Regions from separate parts of the Homo sapiens genome. Here region 1 is linked to region 2. A link is an interaction called in ENCODE POLR2A ChIA-PET data of the cell type or tissue named here. Cell type or tissue: PC-3. All regions are shown on one strand.

What was found. Peaks named below come from ENCODE experiments on the same cell type or tissue, not always from the same donor. Only the 100,000 strongest peaks of a DNase experiment are listed, where the experiment ranks them.
Region 1: POLR2A ChIA-PET joins it to region 2 with 6 read pairs; 2 of 35 experiments call an interaction of 5 or more read pairs at or near these places.

The regions. Positions count from the first base shown.
Region 1 is chr3:88,986,653-88,990,652 of GRCh38, forward strand. No RefSeq gene overlaps it. Among named protein-coding and RNA genes, the nearest start is that of EPHA3, 120 kb to the right of the region's middle. In PC-3, no CTCF peak of the experiment used is centred here; DNase peaks (open chromatin) are centred at 389 and 2,449.
Region 2 is chr3:88,634,754-88,638,753 of GRCh38, forward strand. No RefSeq gene overlaps it. Among named protein-coding and RNA genes, the nearest start is that of CSNK2A2IP, 300 kb to the left of the region's middle. In PC-3, no CTCF peak of the experiment used is centred here; no DNase peak of the experiment used is centred here.

The DNA of each region.
Region 1 (4,000 bases), 350 kb after region 2:
AATCATAAGAAAAAATGGGTTTTATTCCATCAAAGTAAGTATTTTTGTTTCAATGAAGGACACTATAGACAAAATCAACAGCTACTTCATAGACCAGAAAGCAATATTTAAAATACCTAAAGCATCTAAAGATTAACAGTAAAAACATAAAAGGAACTCTTGAAAATCAAAATGAAAAAAATTAGAAAATGCTATGGATAAAGGGCTACAGGTTATGAACAGATCCATCACAGGAAAGAAAATTAGAATGCCTAAGAAGTAGACAAAGATATGACTAAACTCACTTTTAATAAGATGTTTCACTTATGTAATGCTACATAACACAGAACCCAAAATGGAGAGGCTTGAAACAAAAAAGTGATTTCTTCTTTGCCTCAGGGGATAATGACTGGCTTATTACTCATTCAGCTGCATTTATCTTTGAGCTTTTCTAGAATTGGAACGTCAAGGCTTGCTTCTCTTACATATGTGGAACCTCAGCTGGGATGGTTTGAACAGATGGGGCCACACATCTCACTTTATCTGGGTATGTTTTCTATCAATGTAGACCACCTCGTTATACAGTTCAGGGGTCTCAGAGAGCAAAAGCAGAAGCACAAACTGGCATAGTATCATTTCTGCCACAATCTATTGGTTATAGTAAGTCACATAGCCAGATAAAGAAAGGGGAATTCGGCCAGGTGCAGTAGCTAACACCTGTAATCCCAGCACTTTGGGAGACAGGTGGATCACCTGATGTCAGGAGTTCAAGACCAGCCTGGCCAACATGATGAAACCCTTCTCTGCTAAAAATAGAAAAATTAGCCAGGTGTGGTGGTGGGAGCCTGTAATCTCAGCTATTAGGGAGGCTGAGGCAGAAGAATCACTTGAACTCGGGAGGCAGAGGTTGCAGTGAGCCGAGATCGCGCCACTGCACTCCAGCCTGGGGACAGAGCCAGACTCCATCTCAAAAAAAAAAACAAAAAAAAAGAAAAAAAAGAAAAAAAAAAAAAAACAGAAAGAGGAAATAGTTGTAATCTCTTAGTGCCAGAAGTGGTCAAGAGCTTGTGATTATATTTAACTGCAACATTAGTTAGGTGCAAAAATCTTAAAACAGTAATAGTATACTACTTCTCACACATCAGATTGGTAAAAGGCATGAAATTTGAATAGGGTTGGTAAGGATGTAAGAAAGCAAAAACCTTAATGCACTTATATATAGGTAATATAAATATTGAAAGGACTCTGGTGAAGCAAAGAAATAAGTAGGATTTGCTTTCTGACACAATATTTGTGATTATACATTCCAGAAATATTTTTGAAAAGCTCCCTAGGTGAACCTCTAAGAAAATATTTTTTGCAGTATTTTTTGTGGCAGTGAAGCTATGAAGGCATCTTATATGACAATCACTGTGGAATTCAGCAAGTAAAACAGGGTGGATTTATATTGAATCTCATAAAGCTAGTAGAATCAATGACATAAATATACTCATGGAAACATGAAAACATTTTTAAAAACATAATGTTGACTGAAATAAAGCCAAAATGAAATAAATAAGCAATATAGCTCAATACATTTAATGTAAATGAAAATAACACATCTGACTTAATAAAAAACTTTTCCAAAAAAAAAAAAAAATTGGAGAGGCAAAGCAAGATGGCCAAATAAAAGGCTCCAGTAGTCATCTGTCCCACAGGAGCACCTAATTTAACAACTATCTACCTACACAAAAACACCTTCATGAGGACCAAAAATCAAATGAGCACTCACAGTACCTTGTTTTAACTCCATATCTGAAAGAGGCACTGAAGAAGGTAGGAAAGACAGTCTTGAATTACTGATGCCATCCCTTCCCCATTCACCCACAGAAGTGCCTTGCCACAGAGAAAATCTGTGCACTCAGGAGAGGAGAACACAGTGACTGTGAGTCTTTGCATTGATCTCATTGCTGTCTTGTCATAGCAGAAAGCAAAACTAGGTTGGAACTAAGCTCACATCAATCTACGGAGGGCACATTTAGAATAGCACTATCCAGAGGGGAATTGCCCATCCCAGTGGCTGGAAGTTGAGTTCCAGCAAGCCTTGTCACTGTACTCTAAAGTACTTTGAGGCCCTAAATAAATTTGAAAGGCAGTCTAGGCTACGAGGACTGCAACTCCTAGACAAATCATATTGCTGAGCCAGGTGTGGAGCTGGTGGATTCGGGGGGCATGCAGACTACTGAGACACCACCCGGAGTGGCTAAGGCAGTGGTTGTGCAACGCTGCACAGCTGCAAACTGCAGCTCCAAAAGAGACCCCTTCCTTCCACTTGAGGAGAGGAGAGGGAAGAGTAAAGAGCACTTTATCTTGCATCTTGGATATCAGCTAAGCCACGGTAGGATAAGGCACAGTCAGAGTCATGAGGCTCCCATTCCAGGCCTAACTACCAGATGACATATCTATGCATGCCCTGGGCCAGAAGGGAACCTGTTGCCTTGAAGGAAATGACTCAATCCTGTCAGGATCCATCACCTGCTGAAAGAGCTCTTGGGCCCTGAATAATAAACAGTGATACCTAGGTAGTAAGCCAACGGGATTCAGTGAGGCTCTGAGATGTGCTGGCTTCAGGTGACACCCAGCATATTCATGGTGGCTGTGATGGGAAACTCCGTCTGCTTGACAGAAGCAGAGGAAAAAGTAAAGGGGACTTTGTCTTGCATCTGAGATACCAGCTTGGCTGCAGGAGGGAAAAGCACCAAGTGGGCTCTTGGAGTCCTTGATTCCAGGCAGTGGGTCCAGAATGGCATTTCTGGACCTTCCCTAGGCCAGATGGGAGGCCCCTTCCCTGAAGGGGGGGTCTCAGGCCAAGCAGCATTCACAACAAGCTGACTGAAGAGCCCTTGGATCGTAAAGGGACATTGGTAGCCTGGCAGTACTCTCTATGGGCCTTTGGTGGTGTTAGCCACAGGGGGAGACTCCTCTGCATGTGGAAAAGGGAGGAAAGAGTGGGAAGGACTGCATCTCACGGTTTGAGTGCCATTTCAGTCACAATAGACCACCAGGCTGATATCTAAGGTTCTTGAATTCAGTCTCTGGCTTATTGTTAATCTCTTACTGCACCTAATTTATACATTAAACTTTATCATAGCTCGTATGCGTAGGGAAAACCACAGTATATATAGGGTTTGGTCCTATCTGCAGTTTCACTAGGAATCTTTATCCACTGACAGTCTTGGAATGTACTCAAGAATAAGGAGTGAATACTGTGATATCTAAGATCAGCAGAAAATTTTTGGTTTACTTTTCACTTTGCTATAAAGGTCACTTATTGTAGCTCTTGTTTAGTTTAGACCAATTAACATTTTCAACAGGTTTTGTGGAACAGCCAATATAATGAAAATACAAACTGAAATTGTAAAATATGCTGCACATGTATTGACTTGGGTCTGGATGATTAACCTTGATTGATACTATAGTCTAGTTAACATAATTAGTTAGCCATAGTACGTATACCTCATGTTGTCTTTAGCACAAGAGATAATAATTTTGTGGAAAACTAAGTTTTATTTGGAAAATTACCACTTTCAATACAAATACTCAGAGAAACTTTCAACTCTACCTAAGTAAATCATCTTGAGAATAATATCTTAGTGATAATACAAATTAATAATTGCAGTGGGTCAAGTGGGAGTTTTAAAAATTCAAGAAGCAAACCAAAAAATTATCACAGTCTGGGCAACATGGAGAGACCTTATCTCTACAAAAAGGAAAAATAAATAAATATGCTGGGCATGGTAGTGCTCACCTGTGATACAAGATGCTCAGAAGATTGAGGTAGGAAGATCCTTTGAGACAAGGAGGTAGAAGCTGCCATTAGAATGGAGACCCTGTCTCAAAGGAAAAAAAAAAAAAAAAAAAACTGGGCGTGGTGGCTCACGCCTATAATACCAGTAGTTTGGGAGGCCAAAGTGGCAGGATAACTTCAGCCCAGGAGTTCGAAACCAGCCTCCTCAACATAAGTGAGACCTTGTCTCTACAA
Region 2 (4,000 bases):
TAAAATCCACTCTAGATCTGCCTTTTGATTTATTTAGGATTTATTTGACAAGTGACAGAGAACCCATCTCAAACTGGTTAAATCCCAAAAGGAAAGGTGTGAATCTGAAGTGTAGAGGATTTTACATGCAGCCTTATCCAAATATAAATGTCTACAGGGCACAATTTATATCTTTCCTTCTCTGTGATGTATCATCATTTATACTGACTGCATTTTAAGAGAGGTAGCAATTTCAGGACTTACCTTATTGAAGCTTTCTTTACATCTTGTAAATAAAAGTGGAAGAAGCCTATTATTTTCAATTTAGATACCTCTAAAAGAGAAAATTACTTCATTGGGCAAATATCATTTTAAATTATTTGAATACTTAAAAAATATAAAATTAAAAAAGAAATAAAATAAACAAATGAGTCAGGCAATGGATGAATACTAAATCCAGAGTGTCTATCCAGAGAGAGATGAGGCATAAACTTAAAATATATCCAAATAGAATTAACTGAAGAAAATCAAAGTAATCAGCGTTAGGGAGTTATGGCAACCAGTAGTAGGATTTCATGCATGGGGCACTTAGATGCAGTGGAAGAAAATATAGTCCATGAGTCCAAACAGTGACACTTTCTTTCTTTTTTTTTTTTTCCTTATTTCTTCTAAAAAAACAGAGGGATACATGTGCAGAAAGTGCAGGTTTGTTACATAGGTATACATACATGTGCCATGGTGGTTTGCTGCAGCTATTAACCCATTCTTTTAGTTCTCTCCCCTCACCATCCACCCCACAACAGGCCCTGGTATGTCTTGTTCCCCTGTCTGTGTCCATGTGTTCTCAATGTTCAAGTCCCACTTAGGAGTGAGAACATGTGGTGTTTGCTTTTCTGTTCCTGTGTTAGTTTGCTGAGATGATAGCTTCCAGCTTCATCCATGTCCCTACCAAGGATATGATCTCATTCCTTTTCATGGCTGCATAGTATTTCATGGTGTCTATGTACCACATTTTCTTTATTGAGTCTATAATTGATGGGCATTTGGATTGGTTCCATATCTTTGCTATTGTAAATAGTGTTGCAATAAACATACATGTGCATGTGTAATTATAGTAGAATGATTTATATTCCTTTGGGTATATACCCAGTAATGGGATTGCTGGGCCAAATGGTATTTCTGGTTCTAGAACCTTGAGGAATCACCATATTGTTTTCCACAATGGTTGAAGTGGTTTACATTCCCACCAACAGTGTAAAAGCGTTCCTATTTCTCCACAGCCTCACCAGCATCTATTGTTTCCTGACTTTTTAATAATCGCCATTGTAATTGGTGTGAGATGGTATCTCATTGTGGTTTTGATTTGCATTTATCTGATGATCAGTGATGTTGAGCTTCTTTTTTCATGTTTGTTGGCCACGTAAATATCTTCTTTTGAAAAGTGTCTGTTCATATCCTTTGCCCATTTTTTGATGAGGTTGTTTGTTTTTTTCTTGTAAATTTCCCAAGTTCCTTGTAGATTCTCAGTATTAGGCCTTTGTCAAATGGGTAGATTGCAAAAATTTTCTCCCATTCTGTAGGTTGCCTGTTCACTCTGATGATAGTTTCTTTTGCTGTCCAGAAACTCTTTTGTTTAATTAGATCCTATTTTTCAATTTTGGCTTTTGTTGCAATTGCTTTTGGTGTTTTAGTCATGAAGTCTTTGTCCATGCCTATGTCCTGAATGGTATTGCCTAGGTTTTCTTCTAGGTGTTTTATGGTTTTGGGTTTCACATTTAAGTCTTTAATCCAGCTTGAGTTAATTTTTGTAGAAGGTGTAAAGAAGGGGTCCAGTTTCTGTTTTCTGCATATGGCTAGCTTGTTTTCCCAGCACCATTTACTGAATAGGAGATCCTTTCCCCATTGCTTGTTTTTGTCAGGTTTGTCAAAGATCAGATGGTTGTAGATTTGTAGTGCTATTTCTGAGGTCTCTGTTCTGCATCACTGGTCTATATGTCTGTTTTAGTACTGGTACCATGCTGTTTTGGTTACTGTAACTTGTAGTATAGTTTGAAGTCAGGTAGCGTGATGCCTCCAGCTTTGTTCTTTTTGCGTAGAATTGTCTTGGCTATATGCGGTCATCTTTGATTCCACATGAAATTTAAAATTGTTTTTTCTAATTCTCTGAAGAACCTCAATGGTAGTTTGATGGGAATAGCATTGAATCTATAAATTACACTGGGCAGTATGGCCATTTTTACAATATTGATTCTTCCTATCCGTGAGGATGAAATGTTTTTCCATTTGTTTGTGTCCTCTCTGATTTCCTTGAGCAGTGGTTTGTAGTGCTCCAGGAAGAGGTTCTTCCCTTCCCTTGTTAGCTCTATTCCTAGGTATTTTATTCTCTTGTAGCAATTGTGAATGGGAGTTTATTCATGGTTTGGTTCTCTGCTTGCCTATTGTTGGTGTAAAGGAATGCTTGTGATTTTTTGCATATTGATTTTGTACCCTGATACTGCTGAAGTTCCTTATCGGTTCAAGAAGTTTTAGGGCTGAGATGGTGGGGTTTTATAAATATAAAATCATGTTGTCTGCAAAGAGACACAACTTGAGATACTCTCTACCTGTTTTAACACGCTTTATTTCTTTCTCTTGCCTGGTTGCCCTGGACAGAACTTCCAAAACTCTGTTGAATACGAGTGGTAAGAAAGGTCATCCTTGTCTTGTACTGGTTTTCAAAGAGAATGCTTCCAGCTTATCTTCATTCAATATGATATTGGTTGGGGTTTGTCATAAATCTCTCTTATTATTTTGATATATGTCCCATCAATACCTAGATTATTGAGAGTTTTTAACACGAAAGGATGTTGAATTTTATCAAAGGCCTTTTCTGCATCTATTGAGATAATCATGTGGTTTCTGTCTTTGATTCTGTTTATGTGATGGATTATGTTTATTGATTTGCATATGTTGAACCAGCCTTGCATACCAGCAATGAAGCCATCTTGATTGTGATGTATAAGTTTTTTGATGTGCTGTTGGATTTGGTTTGGCAATATTTTATTGACGATTTTTGCATCAATGTTCATCAGGGATAATGACCTGAAGTTTTCTTTTTTTTGTCATGTCTCTTCCCAGTTTTTGTATCAGGATGATTCTGGCTTCATAAAATGAGTTAGGGAGGAGTCCCTCCTTTTCAAATGTTTGGAATAGTTTCAGAAGGAATGGTACCAGCTCCTCCTTGTATTTCTGGCAGCATTCAGCTATGAATCTGTCTGGTCCTGGGCTTTTTTTTTGGTTGATAGGCTATTAATTACTGCCTCAGTTTCAGAGCTTGTTATTGGTCTATTCAGGGATTCAACTTCTTCCTGGTTTAGTCTTTGTAGAATGTATGCATCCAGGGATTCCTCCATATCTTCTAGATTTTGTAGTTTGTTTGCATAGAGTTGTTTATAGTATTCTCTGATGGTAGTTTGTATTTCTATGGGGTCAGTGCTGATATCTTCTTTATCATTTTTTATTGTCTATTTAATTCTTCTTTCTCTTCTTTATTAGTCTGGCTAGTGGTCTATCGATTTCGTTAATTTTTTCAAAAAACCTGCTCCTGTATTTGTTGATTTTTTGGAGGGTTTTTCGTGTCTGTATCTCCTTCAGTTCTTCTCTAATCTTAGTTATTGCTTATCTTCTGCTAGCTTTTGATTACTTTGCTCTTGTCTCTCTAGGTCTTTTAATTGTAATGTTAGGAAGTTGATTTGAGATCTTTCTAGCTTTCTGATGTGGGCATTTAGTGCTATAAATTCCCTCTTAACACCGCTTTAGCTGTGTCCCAGAGATTCTGGTACATTTTCTCTTTGTTCTCATTGGTTTGAAAGAAATTCTTGATTTCTGCCTTAATTTCATTATATACCCAGGAGTCATTCAGGAGCAGGTTGTTCAATTTCCATTAAATTGTATGGTTTTTAATGAGTTTCATAATCCTGAGTTCTAATTTGATCGCACTGTGGTCTGAGAGACTGTTTGTTATTATTGCAGTTCTTTTGCA